Regions from separate parts of the Homo sapiens genome. Here region 1 is linked to region 2. A link is a loop called in an ENCODE intact Hi-C map of the cell type or tissue named here. Cell type or tissue: endothelial cell of umbilical vein. All regions are shown on one strand. Each heading gives the region's core, and the rest is flanking DNA. Links, peaks and the distances in the headings are about the cores only. Region 1 overlaps LOC107984709 (a long non-coding RNA gene). Region 2 overlaps RAD51B (RAD51 paralog B).

Region 1 (2,805 bases), core at 168-2,667, 570 kb after region 2:
GTTAGTGTTCTGGCTTGGCCTCAGGGTCCCGTGGAGACAGGTCCAGCGGTGCTTCAGCCCTGGGCTCAAGCTGTGGCAGGGAGAGAGGCAGTCCAGCGGCAGCAAGGATGGGAAGAGCAGCTGGACACTCAGAGCATCGTCACCACAGCAGAAGGCAAACTCCAGCCCTGCCGCTCCCCTCTCCTCCACTTTGCTAAAACAAGCCAGAGAAGAACTGCAGGCCTTCCCAGAGGACCCTCACCTGCCAGCCTCTCTAGCAAGTCTGAATGGAGGCCCCTCCCTGTCTACTTAGCCCTCTCCAGTGGTCCGGCACTACATTCCTCGCTCTATAATTTCTTCTACCTTGATCTTTAAGCGTTTTCTTGCCTGTGTAATCATTTCACCTTTCATGCCTGTTAGTGCTGTTTCTGAAAGAAAAGGGACTGTGTCATAGTCATAGCTGCACCCCGGGTAATATCCACAGACACATAGTAGATCTCAGGAAATGCTTGTTCTGAGAGTGGCTGGGCAGGGTAAGTTAGAACCCACCCCGGTGCTCCCTGCTCTTTCCCCACGCTGCTACCAAAGCACCAGCCCTCCCACCATCACCTTCTCTGTTTCCCTGCCTCTCTGCACTGAGAGTCCTGGAGTCAGCACTCCTGTCCACTCACATTGGAATCCTCCTTGCCTAGCATGGTGGCTGGCACATAACTGTTATTGGTATTCACTCATTTCACATTTATTCCACGCCTTCCATCATGTATGTCTTAGAATGCTTTCTACACAATGTCTTTGATTTTTCAACAACAACTCCATAAGAGTCCATAAGGTGGGTATTCTCCCGTTTTACAGCTGGAAAAACTAAGGCAAGCAGAAGTTAAATGCCTTGACCAAGGCCAACCAGTGTGGCAAAATGTCTTGACCGAGGCCACCCAGCGTGGCAAGGAGAAGTTCAATGCCTTGACCGAGGCCACCCAGGCAGAGGCAAGATTCAAACCCAGGCCTCTCAGGTACCCAAAGCCTAGTTCTCTCTTGTAGACCGGCTGCTTCTCCAGCCTCAGGGTGAAAGCTCCTCCCATCCAAACATTCAAACTGTGGGTTACAGCGTGTCACTTCAGTGGAAAGTCTGTTTCTCCTCGAACCCAGGGAGAGGTCTCGGGGAGCTGCAGCCTGGAGCTTTCTACCGCTTTCTACCGCCCATGTTGGGAGCATGGGAAGCGGGTGTTTTTCTTGCTTGCGGCCTTGGTGGCCATTTCCTACAGTGTATCCGCACTGGAGAATGACAGGAAGAAGTGGCTTCCGGCTGGTGCAGGGAGGAGCCTGCCTCTGCCTGCCCTACAGAGAAGGGATTTTTTTTTTGCTCCAAAGCAGCAGCCACTCTGCCTTGCCCTTGGACAGGGAACACAGGAGAACTAGGAAATGATGAGTTTGGGGTAGTTATTACATTTGTTTTTAATACAATTGATTAAGCTTATATAATTTCATCTTTAATAATGGCTGTGTTTAACCGCTGATTTCCAAAATGCCTGAAAATCGAGCAATCAGTGCTCATGAACCAATATTATATAGGACCAATTACTTCTCAGGGCTGTTGTAAATCCAAATACCATAATGTCAGTGTTCACCAGCAGGTTGCTGGAACCAGCTGTGTGACCTTGGGCAAGCTTCTTAACCAGCATATGCTTCAGGTCTTGCCCATCTGTAAAATGAGACCATTGTGAAGATAATAGGATATATATATATATGTAAAGAACCTAGCCAGGGTAGACTGGGTGAGGTGGCTCACACCTGTAATCCCAGCACTTTGGGAGGCCAAGGTGGGTGGATCGCTTGAACCCAGAGTTTGAAACCAGCCCTGGCAACATAGGGATACCCTGTCTCTAAAAAAGAAATAATAAAATAAAATAATAAAAAAGAACCTGGCCAGGGTGGGACCAGGGTGACAGCGGCACTCACAAAGGACCAGGCACTCAGTCTCAGGGTCAGCAGCTGAATGCCTCCTTAAATTTTGTACACTAGGCCCCTCGCTTGCCTGACACTTGTCTGAGCCCCACTCTTGGCACATAGTAGGTACGTGCTATTATTTACTACAAGAGCTTCAAGGAGGGTGTAACCTAACAGCAATGTAAAGATGAGGAAAGTTATCTAATAATACATGAGAAAAACACCAGCGTGGCACATTGTCCTGGGACATATGGTAGATACCCAATGAGCTTTTCAGATAATGAGGGTTGTATTTCAGCAATGAAACCCACAGCCTGCTGAGGAGACATCTCTAGAAGATTCAGGGCTGTCTCTGAAAACACCTGCGACAAGCAAAAATTTCTTTGCGTTGTTTTGAAAGATAAAAAATACTAATCTTCAAAATGTACTTCCTGCTGCATAGTAGGTAGATAGGCACCGTAAGATTGCTCTCCCCTAACAGTGCTTCTAGTGAAATTAACAGCAGGGGATGATGGGCCTGTTAACCCTGCAGCTTCCCAAGTTCCCTGACTCAACACTGGGCACCCACCACCCAGAGTCGGTGGTTGGCGGGGAGGAAGATGCTAAGACACTGGCCCTATGTGGGGAGGGGAGGGCTGTATGGGCTGGAGGAGGTAAGCTGTCACTCATTGAGGATGTACAGAAGGGGAATTGGGGTTGATGCCTTGAATAGAATGGCTGGAAAATTCTAAAAGTATACTTTCAAAGGAGACAACCCTCAAATCTCTTCCCTAAATCATTTCCTTTTAATGCAATATTTGGGCAGATTAGGGATTAATAGTGAGGTATTGTGATAAGAGCATTGGATTTGAAATTAAAAAGCTTGGTTTCCACTCCTTACTA
Region 2 (2,805 bases), core at 87-2,586:
GTCTTAATATCAGGTAGTGCGAGTTCTCTGACTTTGTGAGTTTTTTAAAAAATCAATTTTTTTGGTATAAATATTTTGCACTTCATATAAATTTTAGATTCAGCCTGAAAATTTTGAGAAAAAACTATTAAGTTTTCACTGGGATTGTAATGAATCTGTGTTGAACTCAGGGTGAATTGACATCTTTAATAATATGGAATTTTCCATGACCATGATCATGTTTTCTCTCCCAATTGATTAGGTCTCCTTTAATTTCACTCAGAAATATCTTATGGTTCTCAGTGCAGAGGATTGTGATGGTATTTTGAATGACTATGAATAAATTTTTGGCTGATATATTAAGTCAATAATAGATACCTTTGATTTTTATTATTATTTCTATATTATTATGCAGTTCTCAGCCTTGAAGTTTGAAAGACTTTAATAAGACATTGACACCAGTCTCCCACTTAATGCTGGAATGCTCAATTACAAATCCCTGGCAAATGTTCATTAGACTTTGAACTCTTCCAATGCTGGAGAAATAACTGTTACACAAAACACCCTATTCCATTTGGGGACAGTTTGAATTGTTGGAAACGTTCTTTTTATATTGAGCTAGTTTTCTGCCTGTTGTCTGCCCTTTGGAGTCATGGAGATGAGTTTGCCCTCTCTCCTACAGAGTACCCTCCAGCTATTCGTAGATAGCTAATCTGCCCAATGAATTCTTTTTTCTTGTTGAAACAATTCTAGTTTCTCTACTTATTCCTCGCATGACATGATTTTTGTATCTTTTCTCTTTCTCTGACTCTTTTGACATGCTCCAGTTTTCTGTATTTTCTTTAACTTTTGGCATCCAGAATAGAAGCAACACTCCAACTGTGTCCAGACCAGTGCAGAGCACAGAAAGACTATTTTTTTTCCTTACTCTGAACACTATACTTCTGCTAATCTGGCCTTAAATATCATCAGGGTTTTCAGCAGCCAAGTCACACTGTTGGCTCATGTAATGTTCACTGTCAGCTAAAACCCCTAGATCTTTTTCACATGAACTCTTATTCAGACTGCTCATTCTTTCATCCTGAACTTAGGCCTGTAATAGTTTTCTTTCTTGTGTTCATGTAATAGAGTTTACATTTATTCCCATTCAGTCTCAGAACTTCAGACCAATCTTCTAGTCAGTCTTTTGTGGAGTCTATAGGCTTGACAAAAGAAAAAACTCAGACTCCAGTGAATACCACAAACAGTTATTTGCTTTAGGTTCAGGAAATGAAAATGTGCTGGTTTTAAGTTTCTGAAGTTGCCTCCCTCCTTCATCTCATTCCGTCCTCCCCCTTCAGTTCTTTGGTCCGAGACCCAATAGAGGATGTCTACAGCCACTCTCCCTCTAGGGAGGGCCTGGGTCTCATCTTCCACCCACTGCCATTCAATAATAGCTTGGGTCTGTCTTGGCTAAGCCAAGGGAACATCCAGCTTCACTGAGAAAACCTTTGCTGCATGGTGATACGCCACCTACTTGCACTGTAGCGTTGTCTGGCAGGTTTGGCCCATTGTCTCCCAGAGGAAACAGAAAACAACTCCCCAGCAACCCGCCAATCTCTTTTGTCCCCACAGTCGAGCTCTGGAAAATATCTGAATGCCACAGAAGTGGGAGTACCCTTTGATGTTTATATTGGCTGGCTCCTTTTCCTTTTTGCTTTTTCTTTTTTTCATTTAATAATCAGGGTAGTAGAAAATGCGGAGAATTAACCGCATGACAGCAGCAGAGGAATTCATTAGAGAAACAGAGATGAATTCTGCTCAGATTTCAGGCTCTCAGGCAGAAGACACAAAGGAGTAATCGTCTTCTAGTTTTTTTTAATCATTTCTTTTGTGGCACCTTCCTTGTCCATGAAGGCAATCTCAGCGTCTGGCATGGGGGAGCCCAAGAACATAGGCAGTGCAAATGGTGGCTTTGATTTGGGGATTATTACAGCAATATTAACCACTTCCTTCTTACCTCTCTTTGAAAAGATGGAGCTTGTCATTCTTGGAGAAGGCAGTGAACAGTGCTATGTTATTGCTTTTATTTAAAGTATTACCCACTAAAACTTCATTTTAAAATTGGGAAAAATGTGCATAACATTTTACTATGGAAAATTCTTGAACAGAGCAAAAAATGCTGAGGAATATAATTTTGCAAATGTGTTCTCTTCTAACTTAATATCCTCAGAGACCCTTCCTTTTATGAGCCTCAAAGACAGCTTTAGTGATGGCTTACACAAAACTAAGTAAATTTACGCATACAATTTTACTTGAAGGAAGTTGGTAAAATAAATCAATAATTTTTTTTTCTTCTTGAGACAGAGTGTCACTCTGTCACCCAGGCTGGAGTGCAGTGGTGTGATCACGGCTCACTGTAGCCTCAACCTTGCAGGTTCAAGTGATCCTCCCACCTCAGCCTCCCAAGTAACTGGGATCACAGGCATGTGCCACTATGCCTAGCTAATTTTTTTTTTTATTTTTAGTAGAGATGAGGTCTCGCTATGTTGCCCAGGCCGGTCTCAAACTCCTGGACTCGAGCAATCCTCCCGCCTTGGTCTCCCAAAGTGGGATTACAGGTGTAAGCTACCATGCCCATCCACATGGTTTTTTCTATAATTGTACAAAGGCAGCAGCTGGATCCCCAGAAGCTACTGGTAATACTAAGATTTCCCTCCCAAAGTCGAAAGTAGTCCTGATTGCTTTGCTTAAGTAGTAGAGTTTCATTACTATTTTAATTCCTCATGAATTTTTTAAAAAATACAAATCATATTCGGAGTTTCATATTGAAATTATTTAAGAGAA

What was found. Hi-C counts contacts between places; a loop is a spot of excess contacts. Peaks named below come from ENCODE experiments on the same cell type or tissue, not always from the same donor. Only the 100,000 strongest peaks of a DNase experiment are listed, where the experiment ranks them.
Region 1: a loop joins it to region 2, with 26 times the contacts of the local background. A loop is called at or near these places in 2 of 110 quality-filtered maps.

What each region holds. Positions count from the first base shown.
Region 1 is chr14:68,770,631-68,773,435 of GRCh38, forward strand. LOC107984709 (a long non-coding RNA gene) reads right to left here. Exons shown (of 2, transcript XR_001750793.2): 2 at 2,686-2,805. Among named protein-coding and RNA genes, the nearest start is that of ZFP36L1, 21 kb to the right of the region's middle. In endothelial cell of umbilical vein, for the core only: no CTCF peak of the experiment used is centred there; a DNase peak (open chromatin) is centred at 1,261; H3K27ac peaks cover 1,189 bases.
Region 2 is chr14:68,198,354-68,201,158 of GRCh38, forward strand. All of the region lies in intron 7 of RAD51B (RAD51 paralog B), which reads left to right. Among named protein-coding and RNA genes, the nearest start is that of RAD51B, 380 kb to the left of the region's middle. In endothelial cell of umbilical vein, for the core only: a CTCF peak has its summit at 1,505; a DNase peak (open chromatin) is centred at 1,568; H3K27ac peaks cover 1,030 bases.